Regions from separate parts of the Homo sapiens genome. Here region 2 is linked to region 1. The links are chromatin contacts, found by Hi-C or POLR2A ChIA-PET in ENCODE. All regions are on one chromosome and are shown on one strand. Each heading gives the region's core, a stretch centred on a gene start or an enhancer-like site at or near the end of the contact. The rest is flanking DNA. Distances are from core to core; before and after follow the strand shown.

The links. A loop is a pair of places that touch in the nucleus more often than their neighbours do. ChIA-PET counts read pairs that join two places held with the same protein, here RNA polymerase II (POLR2A). Pooled maps may share reads with other maps.
Region 2: a loop to region 1 is called in a map with no recorded cell type, with 9 times the contacts of the local background. The contact joins the promoter of NOB1 here to the enhancer-like site in region 1. A Hi-C loop is called at or near these places in 2 of 37 single-sample maps with no recorded cell type and 2 of 50 pooled maps. POLR2A ChIA-PET finds 5 or more read pairs at or near these places in 2 of 52 experiments (BJ and activated CD4-positive, alpha-beta T cell).

The regions. Positions count from the first base shown.
Region 1 is chr16:69,513,680-69,520,298 of GRCh38, forward strand. No RefSeq gene overlaps it. Among named protein-coding and RNA genes, the nearest start is that of MIR1538, 49 kb to the right of the region's middle. Within about 2 kb of position 1,797, at least 4 of the 41 ENCODE cell types and tissues checked have a DNase peak (open chromatin) inside an H3K27ac peak, as active enhancers do.
Region 2 is chr16:69,750,907-69,757,525 of GRCh38, forward strand. It overlaps NOB1 (NIN1 (RPN12) binding protein 1 homolog), which reads right to left and starts at 4,020. Exons shown (of 9, transcript NM_014062.3): 1 at 3,942-4,020; 2 at 3,688-3,820; 3 at 1,335-1,465. The coding sequence starts at 4,004. It also overlaps the pseudogene NONOP1. RefSeq lists enhancers at 3,066-3,689, 3,690-4,312.

The sequences.
Region 1 (6,619 bases), core at 547-3,046:
TCTGACACGCCTGTCTCCCTCACCTGCCAGGGAAGAACTCAGTGCAGAGGAATTTAGTTCTCAACCTCTACCCTCATCTAGGCTGCAGGATGAATCCAACTAGAAAAGACTTATTAATGACCTAAACCATGGAGCCAAGCAGCCCAGGAGAAATTCCTTTGCTTCCTTACAACCACAAAAATTGCCATGGGCATTTTTTTACAAGCAAAATTTGTCTTCCCTTTACAGAGATGTCAGCATATTCCCCTTCTACCACCCTGAGTTATCCCTTCCATCTTCTTTGCTTGAAAGTGGTGGTTGCAGCTCACTTCCTTTGCCAAATCTGGGAAGCAGTGACTTGCCTAAGAGATTGTTCTAGTGCTTCAGCTCAGGCTTGAGGGTCCCTTGGCTGAGCCAATCCTCAGACCTCAGCAAAGCCTGGATGGAGGTGTATGGGGGAATGGGGGTAAGAGGACAGGGGAGGAAGGAACAGAAATATGGTGGTGAGATGAGAGTAAGATACAGAACTCAAGGACAAAATCCCTGCCCTGCCTAGTCTTACCGAGAAGTCTAGAGGAATCCACATCTAAACTAAGCAAGAGCACTATTTAATTAAGCATTTCTTATTTTCATCTGATGGGTCAAGTTTCAGTCCTCTTGTTACTTGACCAATGGGAAGCATTTGACACAGTCAACCTTTCCCTCTATCTTGAAACGCTCTTCAAGTAAGTTTCTTCTTACCTCCTTATTTTATTTTATTTTATTTTTTTGGTCTGCTCCTGCGGGTTCCTCCTCATCTAAATGTTGGAGTGCCCCAGGGCATGATCCTTAGACCTCTCTTCTTAAGCTACTTTCACTTCCTTGATGACTTCACCCACTTTTGTGACTTTAAAAAATACCATCTATACCCTCATAACTTCCGCATTGGCGTTTCCAGCCAGCTCTCTCCCCTAAACTTCAGAACTGCTTGTTGAACCACCTACTCATCTCCACCTAGGTCCCTAGTAGGCATCTCAAATGCATCATGTCCAACGCTGAGCTCCTGATCCCTCCTCCAAACCCATTCCTCCCACGGTTATCTCAGTAAATGGCAACTCCATTCTTCCTGATGCTCAGGCCAAAAACCTGGGTGTCATTCCTAACTCCTCCCTTTCTCTCACCTCCCACCTCCAAACTGTCAGGAAATTTTGTTGACTTAACTTCAAAACACAGAATCCAACTACTCTTGCCACCTTCACTCCCTCCATCCAAGCCACCATCAGCCTCCACCATTATTCACAGCATCCCTGCCTTGTGCTTCCTCAGTCTGCTCTCAACACAATGGCCATAGTCGTACTGTTTTTTTGTTTGTTTTGTTTTGTTTTTTTTTGAGGTGGAGACTCGCTCTGTTGCCTGGGCTGGAGTGCAATGGCGCGATCTCAACTCACTGCAACCTCCACCTCCTGGGTTCAAGCGATTCTCCTGCCTCAGCCTCCCAAGTAGGTGGGATTACAGGCATCTGCCACCACACACGGCTAATTTTTGTATTTTTAATAGAGACAGTGTTTCCCATGTTGGCCAGGCTGGTCTCAAAGTCCTGACCTCAGGTGATCTACCCGCCTTGGCCTCCCAAAGTGCTGGGATTATAGGTATGACGCACCACACCTGGCCCAGAGTTGTACTGTTAAAATGCAAATGTTAGGGCTCAGAAAATGATACCCCAAAGTATAGTGCTTTGGCAGGCTTAGTACTTTGAACTAAAGGACATTAGAAGGCCTCAGAAGCAAAGTATCTCTCTGACATTTTCTTGCCCTCCTATCTCCTGCCCCTTTTTCTCCACTGAAGTGAGTCATAGAAACCAGAATTCCTCTTTCTCCAAGCCACATCATAAAAACTAGAAACCTGGGTGGGGCAAAGTGGCTCACGCCTGTAATCCCAGCACTTTGGGAGGCCAAGGTGGGTGGATCACCTGAGGTCAGGAGTTTGAGACCAGCCTGACCAATATGGTGAAACCCCGTCGTTACCAAAAATACAAAAATTAGCCAGGCGCGGTGGCACATGCCTGTAATCCCAGCTACTCGGGAGGCTGAGGCGGGAGAATGGCTTGAACCGGGAGGCGGAGTTTGCAGTGAGCCAAGATTGCGCCACTGCACTCTAGCCTGGGCGACAGAGTGAGACTCTATCTCAAAAAACAAAAACAAAACACCCAAAAATGTAGAACCCCTCTCCCCCAAAGTGATATTTCTCCCCCTAGAAATATCACTCACTCTAACCTTCGCCCACCTTTCTGTGGAGGAGCTGGCCATTAAGAAATTCTCTGACCTCCCTCATCTGAGAGTAAGTCATAAGGCCCTCTTTCCAGAAAGGTCCTACCCTATATCTGAGAGGAAGAAATGCTACACAGAAAGGCCAAGAAGAATCGGCACAGACAGGCCTTGCTAGGTTTCCCCCTCAGTCTGTTTGCATTAGATCATACCCCCCTTGACTAATCACATCTCTACACAGCCGCCCATTCTTCCTTGAAGCTAAGCAGAAAAATGGACAGTTTTCCCGGGGTGTTTAGGTCTTCATTTCTGAAGTTCCCTGTGTCATGTAAAACTTTGATTAAATATCATGCTAAAAACTCTCAATAAACTAGGTATTGATGGGACGTATCTCAAAACAATAAGAGCTATTTATGACAAACCCACAGCCAATATCATACTGAATGGGCAAAAACTTGAAGCATTCCCGTTGAAAACTGGCACAAGACGGGGATGCCCTCTCTCACCACTCCTATTCAACATAGTGTTGGAAGTTCTGGCCAGGGCAATCAGGCAAGAGAAATAAATAAAGGGTATTCAATTAGAAAAGGAGGAAGTCAAATTGTCCCTGTTTGCAGATGACATGATTGCATATTTAGAAAACTCCATCATCTCAGCCCAAAATCTCCTTAAGCTGAGAAACAACTTCAGCAAAGTCTCAGGATACAAAATCAATGTGCAAAAATCACAAGCATTCCTATACACCAATGACAGACAAACAGAGAGCCAAATCATGAGTGAACTCCCATTCACAATTGCTTCAAAGAGGATAAAATACCTAGGAATCCAACTTACAAGGGATGTGAAGGACCTCTTCAAGAAGAACTACAAACCACTGCTCGACGAAATAAAAGAGGACACAAACAAATGGAAGAACATTCCATGCTCATGGATAGGAAGAATCAATATTGTGAAAATGGCCATACTGTCCAAGGTAATTTATAGATTCAATGCCATCCCCATCAAGCTACCAATGACTTTTTTCACAGAATTGGAAAAAACTACTTTAAAGTTCATATGGAACCAAAAAAGAGCCTGCATTGCCAAGACAATCCTAAGCCAAAAGAACAAAGCTGGAGGCATCAGGCTATCTGACTTCAAACTATACTACAAGGCTACAGTAACCGAAACAGCATGGTACTGGTACCAAAACAGAGATATAGTTCAACGGAACAGAACAGAGGCCTCGGAAATAATACCATCTGATCTTTGACAACCTGATAAAAACAAGAAATGGGGAAAGGATTCCCTCTTTAATAAATGGTGCTGGGAAAACTGGCTAGCCATATTTAGAAAGCTGAAACTGGATCCCTTCCTTACACCTTATACAAAAATTAATTCAAGATGGGTTAAAGACTTAAATGTTAGACCTAAAACCATAAAAGCCTTAGAAGAAAACCTAGGCAATACCATTAAGGCCATAGGCATGGGCAAGGACTTCATGACTAAAACACCAAAAGCAATGGCAACAAAAGCCAAAATTGACAAATGGGATCTAATTAAACGAAAGAGCTTCTGCATAGCAAAAGAAACTACCATCAGAGTGGACAGGCAACCTACAGAGTGGGAGACAATTTTTACAATCTACCCATCTGACAAAGGGCTAATATCCAGAATCTACAAAGAACTTAAACAAATTTACAAGAAAAAAAATCAAACAACCCCATCAAAAAGTGGGCAAAGGATATGAACAGACATTTCTAAAAAGAAGACATTTATGCAGCCAACAGACACATGAAAAAATGCTCATCATCACTGGCCATCAGAGAAATGCAAATCAAAACCACAATGAGATACCATCTTACACCAGTTAGAATGGCGATCATTAAAAAGTCAGGAAACAACAGGTGCTGGAGAGGATGTGGAGAAATAGGAATGCTTTTACACTGTTGGTGGGACTATAAACTAGTTCAACCATTGTGGAAGACAGTGTGACAATTCCTCAAGGATCTAGAACTAGAAATACCATTTGACCCAGCCATCCCATTACTGGGCATATACCCAGAGGATTATAAATCATGCTGCTATAAAGACACATGCACACATATGTTTATTGCGGCACTATTCACAATAGCGAAGACTTGGAACCAACCCATATATCCATCAATGATAGACTGGATTAAGAAAATGTGGCACATATACACCATGGAAATACTATGCAGCCATAAAAAAGGATGAGTTCATGTCCTTTGTAGGGACACGGATGAAGCTAGAAACCATCATTCTGAGCAAACTATCACAAGGACAGAAAACCAAACACCACATGTTTTCACTTATAGGTGGGAATTGAACAATGAGAACACTTGGACACAGGGTGGAGAACATCACACGCCGGGGCCTGTCGTGGGGTTGGGGGAGGGGGAAGGGATAGCATTAGGAGATATACCTAATGTAAATGATGAGTTAATGGGTGCAGCACAGCAACATGGCCCATGTATACATATGTAACAAACCTGCATGTTGTGCACATGTACCCTAGAACTTAAAGCATTAAAAAAAAAAAAAACCTTTGATTAAATAAATGTGTAAGGGCCAGGCGTGGTGGCTCAGGCCTGTGATCCCAGCGCTTTAGGAGGCCAAGACAGGCGGATCACTTGAGGTCAGGAGTTAGAGACCAGCCTGGCCAACATGGTGAAACCCCGTCTCTACTAAAAATACAAAAATTAGCCGGGCGTGGTGGCGGGCACCTGTAATCCCAGCTACTCAGGAGGCTGAGGCAGGAGAATCGCTTGAACCCAGGAGGCAGATGTTGCAGCGAGCCCAGATTGCGCCATTGCACTCCAGCCTGGGGGACAAGAATGAAACTCAGTCTCAAATAAATAAATAAACAAACAAACGTGTTAGGCTTTTCTCTTGTTAACCTATCTTTTGTTATAGGAGTGTTGGCAGTGACCTTTATGATGGGTGAGGAAAGGCATCACACTTTCCCACCCCACACTAGGCTACTCAGAATCCTCTACGAGCTCCCCATTCCACTCGGAATAAACACCAACACCCTCGCCAGGCTCTGCAGGCCTCCACAGAGGCTGGTGTCCTCTTCTCACCTCTCTCACTGCATTCCTAACTATGCTTGCCTTCACTTGTCCTCCTCCCGTCACGCTGGTCCCCTCGTTGTTCCTTGAGTGCAGCAGGCACACGTCGGCCTCTGTGCCCTTGTAGTTTCCCTTCCCTCCATTTCAAATGCCCTTCCCTTTCCATGCCTCAGTCTTCTTAGCTCTGAAGTTTGGTATCACATTCCCAGTAAGGCCTGCCCTGGCCACTCTGTGTGCAATTCTACCTTTTCTGACACATTCTCTATCTCCTTTCTCTGTCTTATTTCTCAATTTAGCACTTATTGCTATCTAATACAGTTTTTTTCTTTTCTTTTTTTTTTTTTTTTTTTTTTTGAGATGGAGTCTTGCTCTGTCACCTAGGCTGGAGTTCATTGGCGTGATCTTGGCTCACTACAACCTCCTCCTCCGAGATTCAAGCCATTCTCCTGCCTCGGCCTCCCAAGTAGGTGGGACAACAGGTGTGTGCCGCCATGCCCAGCTAATTTTTGTATTTTCAGTTGAGACAGGGTTTCACAATGGTGGCCAGGCTGGTCTCGAACTCCTGACCTCAGGTGATCCACTGCCTTGACCTCCCAAAGTGCTGGGATTACAAGTGTGAGCTACCACGCCTGGCCTTAATATAATTTTTTTACGTATTTATATTCTTTTTTTTTTTTTTTTTTTTTGAGATGGGGTCTCATTCTGTTGTCCAGGCTGGAGTGCAGTGGCATCATCACAGCTCACTGCAGCCTCAAACTCCTGAGCTTAAGCCATTCTCCAGCTTCAGCCACCGGAGTAGCTGGGACTACAGGGACACAGCACCACTCCAGGCCAATTTTTATATTTTTTGTAGAGATGGGGTTTCACCCTGTTGCCCAGGCTGGTCTCTAACTCCTGGGCTCAAGCGATCTACCCGCCTCAGCCTCCCAAAGTGTATTTGTATTTTTGCGTGTCAGTCTGCTTCCATAGAATGTAAAGTCCGTGAGGGCAAGGACTTTTGTCTGTTCTGTTCACAGCTGGGTCTCCTAGAACAGCGTCTGGCATACATAGGTGCTCAATAATTATTGCACAAATGAATGATGATTTCAAAATGTCCTGCGAGGTGTTAACAGACTAGAGGAAGTCAGTCAGTTAAGGGAGAGCTCAGAGTGGGCTGCAGATATCTGGAAGGGGGTGGAATTTCCTTCAGTCTTTAGAGAATGGGGGGTCCTTGGAAAGGTGAGAAGAAAGGGAGACTCATTTGCACAGTGATTAAGGGTGTGGGCTTTTGGACTTGGTGGCTCACACTTGTAATCCCAGCACTTTGGGAGGCTGAGGCGGGCAGAT
Region 2 (6,619 bases), core at 2,770-5,269, 240 kb after region 1:
TTGACTTCTAAAATCCTCTGGCTTAGAAATAGACAATGGGTGCAGGCACAAATGTATCAGTCTCTTCAACCTAGCCACAGTGGGTAAGACCCTAAAAACACAATAGGAAGTCAAAGTTTTGAAGGAAGCAAGGTTCGAAAAAACACTTGCAAGTACTTAGTGTTCATTCTTTTTTACCTCCAGAAAGCTCTCTTTTTTTCAGACAGGGTCTCACTGTCACTCAGGCTGAAGTGCAGTGGTATGATCACAACTCACTGCAACCTCAATCTCCTGGGCCCAAGTGATCCTCCTGCCTCAGACGGGGTTGCCCAGGCTGGTCTCAAATGCCTAGGTTCAAGTAATGCTCCTGCCTTGGCCTCCCAAAGCCCTGGGATTATAGGCATAAGCCACGGCACCTGGCCAGAAATAGTTCTTTTTTTTAAAAAAATTATTATATACAGATATATAGATTTTTATTCTTTTGCATTTTCCAAATTTAAACCTTTCCCAAAAACCTACAGATCAAAAGAGACTAATCAGGAGGCTGAGGTGGGAGGATCACTTGAGCCCAGGAGTTCTAAGACCAGCCTGGGCAACACAGCTAGACCCTGGATGAAAGAGGGAAAAAAAAAAGGGACTGAGACACACTTGCCAATTGCAATGTATGAACCTCATTGGGATCCTGATCCAAACAAACAAACGCTTTAACATTTACAAAATAACTGGGGAATGTGAATGTTGACTGGATATTTGATAACAGGCATTACTATTAATTTTGTGTAGGTGTAATGATGGCTTTAAAGTTTTTAAGAGTCTTGATCTTTAGAGACATACCAAGAAATATCTATCAGTGAAATAGTATACGATGTCTGAGTTTAAAATACTCAGGGCTGAGGCCGGGCGCACTGGCTCACGCCTATAATCCCAGCACTTTGGGAGGCCGAGGCGGGCGCATCACCTGAAGTCAGGAGTTCGAGACCAGCCTGACCAACATGGCGAAACCCCGTCTCTACTAAAAATACAAAAATTAGCCGGGTGTGGTCGTGGGCGCCTGTAATCCTACCAACTACTCTCGAGACTGAGGCAAGAGAATCGCTTGAACCCAGGAGGCGGAGGCTGCAGTGAGCCGAGATCACGCCGTTGCACTCCAGCCTGGGCGACAGAGCAAGACTCTATCTCAAAAAAAAAAAAGTACTCAGGGCTGTGGATCAGTGTAGATGAATACAGACTAGCTAAGAGATAATTGGAGGGGGGGATGATGGGAACCCTGGGTCCATTACACTAGTCCTTCTACTTTTGTATACCTGACAGTTCCCATAATACAAAGCTTTTAAAAACCCATCCTCTTGATTTACCTTCTGTGGTTCTTGTTTTAGGTGAGACACCCCAACAAACTCTGCTTCCAACTGGTATGTGAGTGCAAGCACTTGGATGTCCGTGGCAGAGAGGCTGGGGTAGTCTCCTGTTTTCTTTGAAAACTCAGTCACTGTAAACAACAGATTTACATCTTCAGTTAGAGGTAAAAAGCCATATGACCTTGGATAACCAATGGAAGTATCAAAACAATTTAGAACAGATCAAAATAATGGAAGTATCAAAACAATTTAGAAAGGATCACTATGTCATGAAAAACCTTAACACTTTCATCCATTTTCTGACCTTTTCCTACTCGCAGTTGAGAAATTTGTATTCTCCACCACCAAGATTCATGCCAGTTAGATTTACTGTAACACCCTTATCAAATACAGAGGAAGGAGCAGAAAGTTGGCTGGGGCCAGGCGTGGTGGCTCACGCCTGTAATCCCAACACTTTGGGAGGCAGAGGTGGGCGGATCACTTGAGGTCAGGAGACCAGCCTGGCCAACGTGGTGAAACCTGTCTCTAATAAATATACAAAAATTATCCCGGTGTGGTAGCGGGGGGGCCTGTAATCCCAGCTACTCAGGAGGCGGAGGCAGGAGAATTGTTTGAACCTGGGAGGCGGAGGTTGCAGTGAGTCAAGATTGCGCCACTGCACTCCAGCCTGGGCGACAGAGTGAGACTCCTTCTCAAAAAAAAGAAGAAAGTTGGGGCGTGGTGGCTCACACCTCACTACAGGAGGCTGAGGTGGGTAGATCACTTGAGGTCAGGAGTTCCAGACCAGCCTGGCCAACATGGTGAAACCCCTTGTCTCCTAAAAATACAAAAGTTAGCCAGGTGTGGTGGCGTGTGCCTGTAGTCCCAGCTACTGGGGAGGCTGAGGCAGAAGAATTGCTGGAACCCAGGAGGTGGAGGCTGCAGTGAGCCAAGATCGTGCCACTGCACTCCAGGCTAGGCAACACAGCCAGACTCCATCTCAAAAAAAAAAAAGTTTCAGATTTAGGAGCATTCTGGATTTCAGATTCAGTATGCTCAACTTGTAATTGTAGTAGTCTATGAGGAAACAAAAAGCATGTGCTTAATGCATAATACATGTCAGACTGCTGTTATTCTCCAGAGTCATCCATAATAAACACTTAAAATTTCCTGAAATTAACAGAAAGATGTCTCCTGCTACCCTGGTACAAGGAACACTAGGTATATTGCTCTTATTTCCTAAAAAACAGACATTAGCAGCAACGAAAATTTACTGTGCACTTACTGTGTACTAGGCACTGCATTAAAAGCTTTATGTGTTAATGCATTTCATCCTTTGCCATTCTTCAAAAGTACTATTAGTATTTCCTCGGAAAGATTTAGTAAGTTGGCAAAGATCACAGAGCTACTAAGTTGGTGGAGAAAATCGTAGAAATCACAAACAGAGGAGGTAACATCATCTCCACTATCAGCCTCTAACCTCTAAAACACTTCCAACCACTGAGGGGCCTTTCCTGGGTATCACCTTGATTCCCAACAAGAGAACAACGCTGACTCCTAAGCCAAGAGACAATTCTTTAATTTTCTTTATTTCTTATTTTTTTTGAGACAGAGTCTCGCTCTGTCGCCCAGGCTGGAGTGCAGTGGTACGATCTCGGCTCACTGCAACCTCCACCTCCAGGTTCAAGCAATTCTCCTGCCTCAGCCTCCCAAGTAGCTGGGATTACAGGAGCACACCACCACGCCCAGCTAATTTTGTATTTTTAGTAGAGGCAGGGTTTCACCATGTTGGTCAGGCTGGTCTCAAACTCCTGACCTCAGGTGATGCGCCCGCCTCGGTCTCCCAGTGCTGGGATTACAGGCCGTAAGCCACCGCGCCCAGCTTAATTTTCTTTCACATTTAATACAATGCAAAGCATTCCCTTTTTAAAGCTCTGCCAGGTGCAGATCTTTGTATCCAGTCATCAGCCCAATCTACTGAAAAGAAATGGACGAGAGTAATAGCAAGAGATCCAAACTCTTATTTTAAATCCAAATAAATTTATTGCTTGTCTGCAAAGTGCTTGACACTGAGCTGACTGCCATATTCCTCAGTTCATGCTCACAGCAACCTTGGAGACAGATACAATTATTATTCCCATTTTGCGGATGAGGTAAACGAGGCCCAAATTTGAATGCTATGCCCGAGAGCATACAGCTAGTTACTGGAGGACTCCAGACCCAGGAAGCCTCTCTCCTACCACAATCTCCTAGAAAGTGCTGGCTCTAAATCTACTGCTCTGATAAGGCAGCTAGACCCCAACTCGCACCCAACTGGGTGCCATCTGCGCCCTGGACCCCAGCTTCCCGTCAACGCTAGGGCAGAGGCACTCACCCAGCCGCACGTATTCCGGTAAGGGCTCCTTGAACCGCAGCTCGTAGGGCAGGACAGCGAGCCGCCTGCGTGTGGCCTTGTCCCGAATCTCAGTGACCACCTCCCGGATGGTGTAAATGTTCTTCCCGATGTCCTGCGGACAGAACGCCCCAGCTCAGACCCACCCGCACCAAGCAACGCTCCGCGCGACTCCACGCACTCCGGGAGGGGCGGCCAGCCCAGATCTCTCTCGTCCCGGAGGGAGCTCCCCGTACCTGCAGAGCCGCATGCCGCAGGAAAGCCCCAGCATCCGCCACAACGTGCTCCACTGGAGCCATGTTGGCTGCGTGAGAGGGGAGCGCGCATGCGCACGGAGCTTGCGCCGGCTCCTATGTCCAAGTCTGGGCCTCTGGGAACCAGGAAGAGCAGCCGCGACTTAGCTGCGCCTCCTGGCGGCCGCGCCAGCACCTCCCTGCTCTACTCGCGCGCATGCGCAGCGACGCCGCCCGCATAGCCAGAGAAGTGTGGGCGGGGTCAAACCTTGGGGGACACCTGGGAAATCGGCTTCAGCATCTAGACCTTAGTGCCTTCTTCACCTTTGAAGATAAAACCTGCCAGGTGTAGTGGTGCGCGCCTAGAGTCCCAGCTATTAAGGAGGCTGAGGCGAAAGGATTGCCTGAGCCCTGGAATGTGAAACCAGCCTGGGCAACATAGAGAGACCCCCATCTCTTCAATAAATAAATAAATTTAAAACCTGTATATATTCTTATGGTTAAAAGTCAATCAATACAGATTACCTAATTTCGTTATCACAGCACCCCTATGAGATAGGTACTGTTTTTTTTTAAAGGCTTAAAATGTATTTTAATAGGTCGATGCTGCATTACTGCTCCAGTTCTCAGAAAAACTCCAAATATATCAGAGACAAATCAAATACAATACACCAATGGAAAAAAAAGGCACAGCATGACTACCTAAGATAGGCGAGTCTAAGAGCTACTGTCAGACCTTCAGTATACAGTAACCCTGTTCCCAAGATTGTACTAGGCCTATCAAGAAAAGCTGTGAACAGCAGTATCATAGACACAAAAGGGTCATTCCTGGGTGTCCTCACCCAAGAAAAAGATGGAGGCAAGTTAACACAAGATTTTTTTTTAAAGATATACTAAAATGAAAATCTCTAAGAGAAAATGTCTTCTTTAGGACATGAAGGGGTAATATATGGGATATAATAGAACCGTATGTACGTTGCCTGTGACCTTTGTGGACGTTTACCTGAATTCTCACCTGGGAGTGAATGGAGCAATGCGGCTAAGGTCATTGGGGGATGTTTGGTTTTTGTGGTGTATGTGGCAGTTTCTCTGGGACTGGGGGAGTGTAAGGATAAGAAAGCAAGTGAGGTTGGGCACGGTGGCTCACCCCTGTAATCCCAGCATTTTGGGAGGCTGAGGCAGGGGATCACGAGGTCAGGAGTTCAAGATCAGCCTGGACAAGCTTGAACCCGAGAGGCAGAGATTGCAGTGAGCCGAGATCGTGCCACTACACTCCAGCCTGGGCGACAGAGTAAGACTCCATCTCGGGGGCAGGGCAAGCAAATGAAACAAGATGGACAAAAAAAAAAAAAAAAAAAAACAACAAACAAACCAAAAAAACAGAATGATCAAGATTAATGGGCTCTAACTGGATCTACTTTGCCATGGTTTCCCCAGGCCCTCAACAATCACATTTGAGACTTCAGGAATGCACCACACAGAACTGATTAAATAATATACTACATAGAATTGACTTGTTTAATACCACCCCTCCCTTGTCCTCTGCCTCCAGCATACTCCCTAGAGTAGTACAGGCAGGGTAGATCTAACTATTGGAAGGAATCCCTAACACTTTTCCAGGGTAGAATTCTGGCTGGTCCAAAAAGGGTCCTTCTTTTAAGGGTTTTGAGAAACTAGACACTGCAACTTATTAGTATCGGCGACGTTTGTTTGGAGCAAATTCAGCTCCAGGAGCTGCATGGTTGAATGCAGGAGGAGTTTCACCAATTGCCCCAATTCCTTCCATTGTAGCAGCCTGACCAAAGCGTTCAGTTGTTGGTGGGGTCAATCCCAAAGTTCCATCCGGCATCATAGTGGCAGGTCCTGGAGGAGCTGGGGTACCAGCTGGCACAGGAGCAGGGGTCAAGGCACCTCTGCTGTTTATGCCCATAGCACCTCCCATAGCCATCTGACCCATCCAAATCTCCTGCTCTCTCACATCAGGGAAGGTTCCCTTGAATCCTTCCTGCTGTGGCTGCATCATTTCTTCTTGCTGCCGCCGCATCTCTTCTTCAGGGCGCCTGCGCTCTTCCTCCTGCCTGAGCTCCAGTTGCTTTCGTTTTTGCACCTCTTGGTTGTGCAGCTCTTCCATCCTCCGAAGTTCTTCTTGGCGCCTCATCAAATTCTGTCTCATTAGCATGACCTGGTGCTTATGGCGTGCAGCCTCCATCTCCATCTCTGGCTTCTCACGAGCCTCTTTGATGTTGCGGTCCACTTGGTCCTGCTGCTGCTTCTCCATCTCAATGAGTGCCTTCCAGCGCATGGCATATTCATACTCAAAGGAGCCAGGCTGTGCAAATCTGGGTGGTTGCTCTCGTTCCTTGTGAAATTGCTGGTTTTTTATAACCAGCTTCTCTGGAAGTCCCCCTTCATCATCTAACTGGTCCATGGGCTCCATAGTCACAGGACGAGGAAATGTGGTTAGCAGGAAGGAGCCTTCACTGCGTCTGTCCAGAGCTTTCCCAGCAGCTGGCTTCCCTGAGAACTCAACAATGCCTTTTCCTGAGGGCCTTCCTCGATCATCCACAATGACTACAGCCCTCTCTACCTGGCCAAACACAGAAAAGGCTTCTTCCAGCACTTCGTTGGACACATACTGAGGAAGGTTTCGAACTGTAAGGGATGCACTATGGCAGGAAAAG